Regions from separate parts of the Homo sapiens genome. Here region 2 is linked to region 1. A link is a contact called in ENCODE Hi-C or POLR2A ChIA-PET data. All regions are on one chromosome and are shown on one strand. The core of a region is the stretch at or near the end of the contact, and the rest is flanking DNA. Distances in the headings are between cores, read along the strand shown. Region 1 has its middle 66 kb from the start of SNX9. Region 2 has its middle 19 kb from the start of SYNJ2.

Evidence for each region. A loop is a pair of places that touch in the nucleus more often than their neighbours do. ChIA-PET counts read pairs that join two places held with the same protein, here RNA polymerase II (POLR2A). Pooled maps may share reads with other maps.
Region 2: a pooled map shows a loop between it and region 1 (3-fold over the local background). The contact joins two enhancer-like sites. A Hi-C loop is called at or near these places in 4 of 168 maps with a recorded cell type or tissue (Caco-2, HepG2, chondrocyte and 1 more), 1 of 37 single-sample maps with no recorded cell type and 8 of 50 pooled maps. POLR2A ChIA-PET finds 5 or more read pairs at or near these places in 2 of 52 experiments (H1 and HepG2).

What each region holds. Positions count from the first base shown.
Region 1 is chr6:157,753,761-157,760,006 of GRCh38, forward strand. No RefSeq gene overlaps it. Among named protein-coding and RNA genes, the nearest start is that of SNX9, 66 kb to the right of the region's middle. RefSeq lists a silencer at 1,557-1,851. Within about 2 kb of position 3,056, at least 10 of the 41 ENCODE cell types and tissues checked have a DNase peak (open chromatin) inside an H3K27ac peak, as active enhancers do.
Region 2 is chr6:157,959,678-157,965,923 of GRCh38, forward strand. No RefSeq gene overlaps it. Among named protein-coding and RNA genes, the nearest start is that of SYNJ2, 19 kb to the right of the region's middle. RefSeq lists a cis regulatory region at 4,431-4,773. Within about 2 kb of position 3,759, at least 4 of the 41 ENCODE cell types and tissues checked have a DNase peak (open chromatin) inside an H3K27ac peak, as active enhancers do.

The DNA.
Region 1 (6,246 bases), core at 1,806-4,305:
ACCTTGCCCCGCTGCCTAGACAGAGCCAATTCATCAAGACACGGGAATTGCAATAGAGAAAGAGTAATATACGCAGAGCCGGCTGTATGGGAGACTGGAGTTTTATTATTACTCAAATCAGTCTCCCTGATCATTGGGGAGCAGAGTTTTTAAAGATAATTTGGTGGGTGGGGGAAAGCCAGTAAGCCAGGAGTACTGGTTGGTCAGAGATGAAATCATGGGGAGTCAAAGCTGTCTTGTGCTGAATCAGTTCCTAGGTGGGAGCCACAAGATCAGGTGAGCCAGTTTATTGATGGGGTGGTGCCAGCTGATCCATCAAGTGCAGGGTCTGCAAATATATCTCAAGCACTGATTTCTAGGAGCAGTTTAGGGAGGGTCAGAATCTTGTAGCCTCCAGCTGCACGACTCCTAAATCATAATTTCTAATCTTGTGGCTAATGTTAGTCCTACAAAGGCAATCTAGTCTCCAAGCAAGAAGGAGGTCTGCTTTGGCAAAGAGCTATTAGTGTCTTTGTTTAAACTATAAACTAAGTTTCTCCCAAAGTTAGTTCAGCTTACGCCCAGGAATGAACACAGACAGCTTGGAGGTGAGAAGCAAGATGCAGTCGGTTAAGTTAGATCTCTCTCACTGTCTCAGTCATAATTTTGCAAAGGCAGTTTCACTTCTAGGACAGAAAATGGGAAGCACAGATAGGATAGAAACCTGGACAAGAGGAGGATTCTACTGGAAGGAAGCAGTTGGGTGGCTGCATTTTTTGGATGCTTCCTGTTTTGAGACATAAAAGTGCTTTGTTGAAGGTGGGTCTGTCTGACGTGCGTCACACATTGTATGAACTGAGCAACATGCATGTTGTGAGCGTGGACATCAGCACGTCCTAAGTCTGCTCTGTGCCTCTGAGTTTCGAGAGCAAAATTTCTGAGTGAGGGCTCTCCCTCTCACCTGTGCAGCTATCACAACCTCAAAGCATCCAAGACTATGGTCGGAATAGCAGTGCAGGTGTTACAGGAAAGGGGTCCTGATCCAGATCCCAAGAGAGGGTTCTTGGATCTTGTGCAAGAAAGAATTCAGGGTGAGTCCATAGAATAAAGTGAAAGCAAGTGTATTAAGAAAGTAAAGGAATAAAGAATGGCTACTCCATAGACAGAGCAGCCCCGAGGGCTGCTGGTTGCCCATTTTTATGGTTGTTTCTTGATGATATGCTAAACAAGGGGTGAATCTCATGTCTCCCCTTTTTAGACCATGCAGGGTAACTTCCTGACATTGCCATGGCACTTGTAAACTGTCATGGTGCAGGTGGGAGTGTAGCAGTGAGGACGACCAGAGGTCACTCTCGTGGCCATCTTGGTCTTGGTGAGATAGGGCCGGCTTCTTTACTGCAACCTGCTTTATCAGCAAGGTCTTTATGACCTGCATCTTGTGCTGACCTCTTATCTCATCTTGTGACTTAGAATGCCTTAACAGTCTGGGAATGCAGCCCAGTAGGTCTCCGCCTCATTTTACCCAGCTCTGTATTCAAGATGGAGTTGCTCTGGTTCGCATGCCTCTGACACCGGGAGAAATTCTCCCTCTCAGCCATCTCTTTCCTAGTGGCCTCTCTCAGCATCATATGTTAGTCACTCCTCCCTTCCTGGTAGGGAAGAGAATGCCTCCGGGTTAGAAAAACACCAGCTGAGAGTTTATAGACATTTCTCTTTGAACATGTGGAACAACAAAGACTACTGATAGACTGTTGGGCATAATTTTAGAATTTGCCTTATTTTGTCAAAGATTAAAGAAAGAAAAGGCCACTTTCCCACTATTCGATTTAACTCAGTCGGATTATACGGTGACAATGTCACTCACTGATTTAAGCTTGAATGTGAGAGATTTAAAAGCAATGGCTTGAAAGGAGTTGTTTTGCATCTTAAAAGAAACCACGACTTCAGAGTGATTTTGATTTTCCATTCCTACAAAGGAAGAAACGAAGCTAAATGCTTTTAATCCTAAAAGTGCCCTTTCAGAATTTCTGGGATCACGGTTGCAAGGCAGAAGTGGAGAACTACCCATTGGATGCCTCTCCAGGAGTCACATCTGTCTCCTCAGACTTTGATCTTCTCAGACATTGCTGGAGAGGCAGGGACAGAAAGTTCAGATGCTACGGAAAGACAGTGTGGGTCAGACCACACAGTGTTCCTTTGAAACTCCTGGCTTACTGGCTTTCCCCCACCCACCCATCAAGTGTGTCCTTTGAGGTGAGACATAACATCAGCTGACTAACAAGATGTTTGCCAGTAATCACATCTGATGACAGTAAATGTCAGTCTCCCAACACAATTTCTATTTTATTTCATTAATACCATCCTCAGTGGTTTGCTTGAAAGGGTTAAATTAGCTAGGCATGGTGGCTCATGCCTGTAATCCCTACACTTTGGGAGGCTGAGGTAAGCAGATCACTTGAGGTCAGGAGTTCAAGACCAGCCTGGGCAACATGGTGAAACCCTGTCTCTACAAAAAATACAAAAATTGGCTGGGCGTGGTGGCAAGTGCCTGTAGACCCAAGTACTTGGGGGGCTGAGGCAGGAGGATTGCTTGAACCCAGGAGGTGGAGGTTGCAGTGAGCTGTGATTGTTCCTCTGCACTCTGCACTCTAGCTGGGCAACAGAGTGAGACTCTGTCTAAAAAAAAAAAAAGAGTTAAATTGGAAAATGTATGTCTTGGTGCTCTGTAAATTGCGAAGCTCTACATAAGTATGATTCCCTGTCTTTATAAATTTGCAATCTGGTGTGCCATGTCTGGGGACAATAACTCCTTCATTGCTCCAGGCACAGAGTTCTGGATTGAGGTCCTGGCTTCTGCTTCTCCAAGATTATCCAAATTTCTTGCTCCTTGAAGGTGGACTTTGAGGACCAGCATCACTTGTGTACCCCATAGCTTCTAATGCAGCAAGCAGGGAATAGACACTCCAGCAAGCAAGTGAATAAGCAAAGAAAACCAGGCCCCCGAGACGCAGGCGGATCCCCAGGCGGATCCCCAGAGGCAACAGAGTCAAATATGCGGGAAAGAATCTGATTCCGGCCAGCAGAGGGCAGGAGCGAGAGGAAACTGGGCATCTCAGCAACAAAGCAGGCTGTGCCAACCTGCGGCCGAGGGCCAGATCGCAAGCCCCGGTGCAGAGAGGACGCCGGGAGAATCCAGCTAATTCTGACAGCCTTTCCCTTGGACTTTAGCTGTAATGTGTGTGTGTTCCATTATCTCACACATCACTGCACTGAATTCCACTTCAACTTCCACCCCCTCCCCCCACCAGGAGCTGGCAGTTAAGATATTTACCAAGATGGTGCTGCCTCTCTAGTAAAACTCAGGAGGATTAAAATAATAATAAACAAACCGAGAGAGGGAGTCCAGAAAAGTGGACTAGGAAGCACAACACAGAAGCAGCTTCAGCACTGGAAAATATTCAGTCGTAAGAATCACCATGCATTCCCTCAGTGCTTGGCAGCCACTTTCTCACTTGAGCCCCATACTCTTTGTATGAGGTATGGGGTGGCTACTTGTGGAGTGCTGTGTCTAAGTCACCCTGCATGGGAGAGGCAGCACCAGGATTCTAACTCAGGATCCTGGGGCCTTATCCACGGCACTCTGTTACCGGGGACACGCTCATTCACTCAACAAACCTTCACGGACTGCCCATCAGTTCTTGTGCCAGGTATACAGAAGGGAAGGACACGGTCCTGTCCTCCAAGAGCTCATCCTCCAAAAGAGCATGGATACTAATAAACAGTCACAGTTTGGTATGACATGGCCATGACAGAGAAGAGTCACCCAACGCAAACTGGGAGGGCCAGTGAACATTTCCAGGAGGAAGTGACAGAAGTTGCCCTGCTGATGACCTCAGTGGCACCATTCATTTTATCACTATGTACCAGAAAATTGTCATAATCTACAGTGACCTCAGATGTGCACAGGGCACCCTCCACCTCTTTGCAATGCCCCTTGCACAGCCATACTGGGAAGCTTGCAGCTGAACCAAGCTTTGAAGGATGACTAGGAGCAGGCAATCAAAGAAAGGAATAGGGGCTAGGGCTGGCGTCGGGTGGAGGGATTCTGGGTGAAGGGGTTGGCACCAGCATAGGGGGTAGGCCTGAGAAATGTCCCCACAGCTGGAGCGTAGGTCTCAGGAGGAATGGTAACAAGAAGACTAAGAAGCAGATGGGGAGGCCAGGAGTTTGAGGAGCTTGGGCAACATAGCAGGACCTCGTCTCCACAAAAAGAAATTAAAAATTAGCCGGCCATGGTGGTGCATGCCTGTAGTCCCACTTACTCAGGAGGCTGAGGCAGGAGGATCACTTGAGCCCAGGAGTTCAAAGTTACAGTGAGGTGTGATCTCACTGCTGCACTCCAGCCTCCAAGGTCTTCAGAGCAAGACCCTATCAAAAAAGAAAAGAAAAGAAAGAAGAAAGGAAGGAAGGAAAGAAGGAAAGAGAAAGAGAGAAAGAAAGAAAGAAAAAAGAGAGGAAGGAAGGAAAAAGAAAAGAAAGAAAAAAGAAGCAGATGAGGCCAGGTCACCTAAAAGGCCTTTTCTACCATGCCAAGGAGGCTAGATGTTACATGGAATGCTATGAGGGTCTTTGGGAGAATATTATACAGGGAAATGGCAATATCATAAATGTGATTTCAGAAATATCATTACTCTAGCAGCATGGAGAATGGATTCGAGAGCGGCAAGTCTGGGGATAGGAGAGCAGTGAGGAGCTTCCCGATGATCCCAGAGCAAAATGACAAGGGCCTGGGGAAAAGACACTCTTGGTGGGGGCAGAGGAAGGGGAGGCTTCCGGAGTTGGGCAGGAAGAAGAACAGATCAAATCTACCAACTAAACAATGGTAAGTGGGAGAGGTCAGGGGTAAGGATGACTGAAGGCTCTGGCTGGGGTCACTGGGCACATGGTGACACCATGTCCCCTGGATAAGCCCCATGAGGGTGGGACTGTGGCTGAGTCACAGCTGTATGGTCAGCACGTGTAGTGACTAGCAGGTAATGGGTGTCTGAGAAGTATTTATGGGGTGAACGCTAGCATGGATGCCTGCGTGAGCAAGACAGGTAGGGATGATGGAACCTGTTGAGTAGGAGACGCCTGAGAGATGGTCACAGGAAGCTGTGCAGCAGGAAGTTGCACAGATGAGACCTGAGTTCAACAGGGAGACCTGAACTGAAGGCAGGGATCTGGGAAGCAGCGGCATTCACGTTCCCAGTGAGGACAGTGGAAGAAGACCTCAGGTCCTGAAAAACACCAACAGCTGAAGGGCCAGCAGAGGAACCTGTGCCCTCAGAGAAGGTTTAAAATCATAGCAAGGAACAATGATGGTGTTGAGAGTTTCAAAAGACAGGAGTCTCTGGGAGGCCAAGTAGAATAAGGAGTGAAATTTACCTATTGAATTTGGCAACCTGGACGTCAGAAGTCACACGGCCCTGGCTGGTAGGAATTCTGAGTCATGCAGGCTGCGGGCAGGGGACCATGACATCTAGCTGAAGCCATGCAAAGATGGGGCCTGAGAGCCAAACCAGGCTGTGACATGCTAGAGCTGGCCCTGATGGGCCCAGGAGCACTCATGGTTAAATTTTCAGGAAATTTGCAAGCTGGTTGTTAAACACAGCCATTATTAAAAATTAAATGGGTCAGGCGCAGTGGTTTATGCCTGTAATCCCAACACTTTGGGAGGCTGAGGCTGGTGGATCACTTGAGGTCAGGAGTTTGAGGTCAGCATGGCCAATATGGTGAAACCCTGTCTCTAGTAAAAATACAAAAATTAGCTGGGCATGGTGGCGGGCGCCTGTAGTCCCAGCTACTCAAGAGGCTGAGGTGTGAGCTTTGAGTCCAGGTGGTTGAGGCTGAAGTGAGCCATGATCATGCCACTGCACTCTAGCCTGGGCAACAGAGGGAGACCCTGTCTCCAAATAAATATAGAAATAAATAAGAAAAATAAATAAAAGTTTAATGATATAAACTTACAAATTGAATAGATTATACTAAAAACAAAAGTAATAAACACTTAAAGCTCATCACTTCCTAGTGATCTACACTTTACTATTACCTATGCCATCAAAGTTTGTTTTTTTTGTTTGTTTGTTTGTTTTTTGTTTTCTTTTTTAGATGGAGTCTTGCTGTGTTTCCCAGCTGGAGTACAGTGGTGTGAACTTGGCTCACTGCAACTTCCACCTCCCAGGTTCAAGCAATTCCCCTGCCTCAGCCTCCCGAGTAGCTGGGACT
Region 2 (6,246 bases), core at 2,509-5,008, 210 kb after region 1:
TCTCTCTCTCTCTGAAACATAGACACACACACCAGACACAGACACAAACACAAACACACACAAACACACACACACACACACACACACACACACACACAAACCCTCCACTATGGTCTGAATGTCCATGTCCTGCCCAAATTCATACGTTGAAATCTTAATTCCTAAGGTGATAGTATTAAGAGGTGGGGCCTTTGGGAGGTGATTAGGTCATGAATGGGATTAGTGCCCTTATAAAAGAGGCCCAAGGGAGCTTGTCTGCTCCTTCCTCCATGTGAGGATGCAGCACACAGTTGCCATCTATAAGGAATGGAACCTCCCTAGACACTGAATCTGCTGCTACCTTGATCTTGGACTTCCCATCCTCTAGAACTGTGAGAAATAAATGTTTATTGTTTATAAGCTACATAGTTTATGGTATTTTTGTTATAACAGTCTGAATGGACTGTGTCTCTCTGTCTGTCTCTGTCTCCCTCTCTCTCTCTCTCTCTCTCTGTAGCTCCCTTCACTCCCACACTTTGCCCTTCAAACTCTAGCCACCTTGGCCTCCCCAAACTCTGATCAGTCTCCTCCATTCAGTGAGACCACTGAGATCTCTTTGGTTTCCCCTCCCTTTCCTGGGCTTAGGAACTGCCTCAGACAGTAATGCGGAGCCCTCATGGGTCTCATCTTGTTTGTTTCTTTTCTCCAGTGATCAAAGTCTTGCACTGCCTGACATCTAGTGTCTGAATATATTTTTCATATATTGGGTCTGGCTTTCTCTTTATCTAAGGATAAGAGAAGGTGTAAACTGCCGTCTGTTACACCATCATGGCTGGAAGTAGAACACTCATGATTTATTTTTATTTTATTTATTTTGTTTTTGAGACAGAGTCTTGCTCTGTCGCCCAGGTTGGAGTGCAGTGGTGTGATCTTGGCTCACTGCAAACTCTGCCTTCCAAGTTTAAGCAATTCTTCTACCTCAGCCTCCTGAGTAGCTGGTATTATAAGAGTTCACCACCACGTTCAGCTAATTTTTGTATTTTTAGTAGAGACGGGGTTTCACCATGTTAGCCAGGCTGGTCTCAAACTTTGACCTCCAGTGATCTGCCTGCCTCAGCCTCCTAAAGTGCTGGGATTACAGGCGTGAGCCCAGCCTGATTTATTTTTAAAATCTAGGGCAAGGGTAGTTTTCCCATTCACAGAGAACATCTTAACAGACATTTCTCAAAATTTGTTCTAATTCCCAAGCATGTGTCAGCAGTCTCTGTAGTAGATCTTACAGCTTTTCTATCCTTTGGTTGTCAGCTTTTCTGAACCCCTTCCATGGCTCATGCTTTCCTGTCTCTGTAAAACCAGACATCACTATGTGATTCACTTTGGCCAGAAAAACATAGCTGGGGAGATGTGTATGGTTCCAGGTGGAAGCATGTCATTGCGATGTTCATCCCTCTAGCTGTCCTCCCACTTCCCATGGTGATGATGGGACTAAGCGTTGGCATAAAGGGGCCGAAGAGTTGCAGCAGCTTAGAAGGCAGAGCCAGCACACAGAGGAGAGACGGCCTGGATGGCCGCTCAGACCTGTAGCAGAATGTGCTCAAGCAAGAAATCAACTCCTACTATGTTGGGCCATTGAGACTTGGAGTTGCGTGTTATGCAGCAGGAACTATTCCTGCCTGTCCTGACTGGTCTTGTCTCTCTTTCTTTTTTGAGCCAGAGTGTGTGCTCACTCTGCCTCTAAACACATGTCTAAAAATGTATTGGTGTAATGAAGCAGGAGTGTTTGAAGATGTGCCATATAGAAAACTATTCATCCACTCTAAAATGCAGAGGAAGAGGAAGCAAAGCAAAACATGAATTTGCAAATGCAAACAAAACAAATGATTTTTGTGAGATTGAATTATTTTGTTGATGTTTAAATCACTTCCAGATGGATCAATTGGTTGCAACTGAGAAGAGATTATTCTTCCCTTGCCACACATCTACACAGAGGGTAGCAAAGTCATTAGCATAAATGGGAGGTATATAGCCACAACAGGAGAGGAATTGACCGCTGGTGAATTAAAATTTTTCTTTGAGGAGCTCCCAGCTCCTAATCCTCTTCTTTTGCATGATATTAACTCTGCATTTCCTAATGTCATTGGGAATTTATTTGTAGTTAAGATTTATATTCCAACCACCTTTAAGGGGTACTATTACAAGTACAAGCTTCTAAAATAGGAATCTTTTCTTTCTTTCTTTTCTTTTTTCTTTTTTTTAGATGGGGGTCTCACTTTGTCACCCAGTCTGGAGTGCAGTGGTGTAATCTTGGCTCATTGAAGCCTTGACCTCCCAGGCTCAAGGACCCTCCCGCCTCAGACCCTGAGTAGCTGGGATTACAGGCGCACCGCACCGCACCCAGCTAATGTTTGTATTTTTTGTAGACGGGGTTTCGCCATTGTTACTCAGGCAGGTCTCAAATCGCTGGGCTTAAGCAATCCACCCTCCTCAGCCTCCCAAAGTGCTGGGATTACAGGTGTGATCCATCACACCTGGCCTTAAAATAGGAATTTGTCACCTGTGGTCCAGATAATTCTGGGGGGTTGGGGGAAGGTGTACCAATGAACCATGTGAGACTTTAGGCAAATTGTTCAAGTGCATATTTTACATTTTTTCTGGGGAAAGGATTTGTACCTGTCATCAGATTCTTAAAGATCTGGGTGACTCAATAAAGGTTAGGAGCCACTGCCTTAAAGACAAAGTCAGGCCCGGTGCGGTGGCTCATGCCTGTAATCCCAGCACTCTGGGAGGCCGAGGTGGGTGGATCACTTGAGGCCAGGAGTTTGAGACCAGTCTGGCCAACATGGTGAAGCCCCGTCTCTATTAAAAATAAAAAAATTTAAAAAAAAACCAAACGGGCATCGTGGTGTGTGCCTGTAATCCCAGCTACACGGCAGGCTGAGGCAGGAGAATCACTTGAACCTGGGAGGAGGAGGTTGGAGTGTGCCGAGATCGCATCACTGCACTCCAGCCAGGGTGACAGAGTGAGACTCTGTCTAAAAGAAAAAAAGACAAAGTCAGTTTCCATACCATACCAGACTTTCATTTCATATTTCATATTTCATCAACCACATCCTGTTATTTTTCTTGGAACTGCTTCTCCTCCTCTCCTTTTTCTGACTACACACGCGCTGAAGGAGTGTGTCATGGAGAAGCAGGGATGGATACTTTCACAGGTCAGGGGAGGTCAGTTTCCTCTTAGTCCTCAAAGGTGCGGGCTGATTAGCAGGTCAGCTGTCTGAGCAAGACAGTATTGAACCCAAGCCACCACTGTGAAGGGCGCCCGGAGGATCTTTCTGGCGCAGAACAGCTCCGGCAAGCGACAGCCAATCCAAGATCTTTGCTCACCCTCTGGCGCTCAAGAAGGGGAGAGATGGCAAGTAGATGAGCCTCAAGGAGAAAGGAGAGAAAGTCTGTGCTGAACAGGTGTGTTCCCTTTCAAAGCCAATTGCCCTGTTTGGCTCAGTGAGGAACTTTAGGTTTTTGGATGAAGGGTTTTAGAAACAATGGGGAACGTTGTGGTGGCAAAGAGGATGAAAAGTATAGCCAACAGCAGAAGTAGTGAGATTTCTATAAACATCTTGGCACTGAGAGGCAGAGAAAGCTGATTTAACTAATTATGAGCAAACCCTTCCGGAAGTAAAGAGAGTGGGAAAATTCTGGCTGTCTGGTCAACATTACTGTCTAAATAAATCCACGCAGGCCAGCAGTGGGCCACTGGGTATCGCTCAGGCAGGAAGCAAGTTGGCCTTAAAAACAGCTGCAGCTCCTGAAATGGGGCCAGGCCTGGAGTCTTCCTGCTCACATGCCACCAGGTCTTTTTTTTCTTTTCTTTTTCTTTTTTTTTTTCTTTTTTTTTTTTTTTTTTTTTTTTTGAGACAGAGTCTCACTCTGTAGCCCAGGCTGGAGTGCAATGGCGCCATCTTGGCTCACTGCAACCTCTGCCTCCCAGGCTCAAGCCATTCTCCTGCCTCAGCCTCCCGAGTAGCTGGGACTACAGGCAACTGCCACCATGCCTGGCTAATTTTTGTATTTTTAATAGAGGTGGGGTTTCATCATGTTGGCCAGGCTGGGTCTCAAATTCCTGACCTCAGATGATCCACTCACCTCAGCCTCCCAAAGTGCTGAGATTACAGGCGTGAGCCATCGTGCTCGGCCCACTGAGTCCGAATATATCAATTTACTTAAAAACACACACCGTGGGGGCACTTTTATAGGACAAAAGCCATGCTCTGGTTGAAGATTGAGCAGAATACCTTTTTAAGGTGCTACAGAAGTGAGGACTCCAAAGACGGAAGGGAGGTGGCTGACCTCGGACAGAGCTCTATTTTCCTCTTTATCGTGCACACGAAACCGCGGCAGATCCTTTTTTTTGCTCTCATTTTTATTATGTCTTACAAGGATTCGTGTTCGGTTTTGTGGTTAAAATAGTCACATAGCTTGATCTGCAAAAGTGCTGTAATATTTTTTCATTGCTATTGGCTTTTTATTTCACTCTCCCTTTTTTTCCACATTTGCTGTAGAAATCTATCCACGGGTACAGTGGTTAAGTTGCTGTTTCTAGAGCTATGGTGAGAGGAACAGCGATCTGTGCATTAGTCAGCAAATGAGGACACCCTCTTAACTCTGCTGAATTAGACAGCAATGCAGTAGACAAACAAGTTGTCTCAAAGAGATAAAATATGAAACCAGAGAGGCAGTGTGGCCAACAGAAAAAACAATGGGTGAGGCTGGGTGCAGTGGCTCACACCTGTAATCCCAGCACTTTCAGAGCCTGAGGTAGGAGGATCACTTGAGTCCAGGAGTTGGAGACCAGCCTGGGCAAAAAAGTGAGACCTCATCTCTACAAAAGATAAAAAGTTAGGCACTTGTGGTCCCAGCTACCTGGGAGGCTGAGGTGGGAGGATTGTTTGAGAACAGGAGGTTGAGGCTGCGGTGAGCCCTGTTCACACCACTGTGCTCCAGCCTGGGCGACAGAATGAGACCCTGTCTCAAAAATAAAATGAGGCCGGGCGCAGTGGCTCATGCCTGTAATCTCAGTACTTTGGGAGGCCAAGGCGGGAGGATCACTTGAGGTCAGGAGTTCAAGACCAGCCTGGCCAACATGGCGAAACCCCATCTCTACTAAGAATACAAAAATTAGCCTGGTATGGTGGCGCACACCTGTAGTCTCAACTACTTGGGAGGCTGAGGCAGGAGAATGGCTTGAACCCGGAAGGCAGAGGTTGCAGTCAGCCAAGATTGCGCCATTGCACTCCAGCCTGGGTGACAGAGTGAGATTCCATCTCAAAAAATAAAAAATAAAATAAAACAACAACAATCCACTAGGCGAGCAGTTTGGAGACTCAGTGCCTCACAGCAATCCTATCAGGACTTCAGCATTCTACACAAATCAGAAATAACTCCTGTCCTATTTACTTTACCATGATTGCCCTGGAGAGGAAATACGTGGAAAAAAATGAAAATAGGAGGTATATTTTCATAGGAATACATTTTAATAGGAATCATAGTATTATCATAAATTTGGAGAAAGAATTTATAACGAAGTTTCTAAGGCAGTGCTAAGCCTTACACTAAAAGAACAAGACTGATTATCAGATATTGGCTGCACTAGACATGGAGGACATTGTTGGCCATCTGACCCAAACTCATTCATTCCTAACTGCTTTCTCTCTTGTCCATCTCAACTGAAAAGGCTGCAAAAGTTTCCTTTGTGTCTAATGGAGGCCACATGACACCATTCTGGCCGAAGAGTCTTAAGTAGACATTTGTTGTGGACTTGCAGAGAGAGAAGCTTTTGCCTTTTTCTTATAAAAGGGACAGATACAGTTGGTGTGAATTCCTCTCTTCTTTCTACCTTGAATATTGCTGTAATGTCTGGAGCTGGAGCAACTATTTTGTGATCGTGAGGCAACAAGCCAACATGCTAGGTATCATGAAGAGAAAGAACCAGCTTGCTTGGGTCTTTGATGACACTGAGGAGGTGCTACCCCAGCTCTGGGTGGCCTACCTGGAGACTTCTTGTTTATTTAAGACTTTTTTGGTGAGCGGAGGCAGGTGGGTTTTTTTTGTTTGTTTTTTGTTTGTTTCTTTTTTTTGAGACAGAGTCTCATCTTGTTGCCCAGGCTAGAATACAGTGGCAGGATCTTGGCTCACTGCAACCTCTGCCTTCCAGGGTTCAAGCGATTCTCCTGCCTCAGGCTCCTGAGTAGCTGGGATTACAGGTGCCTG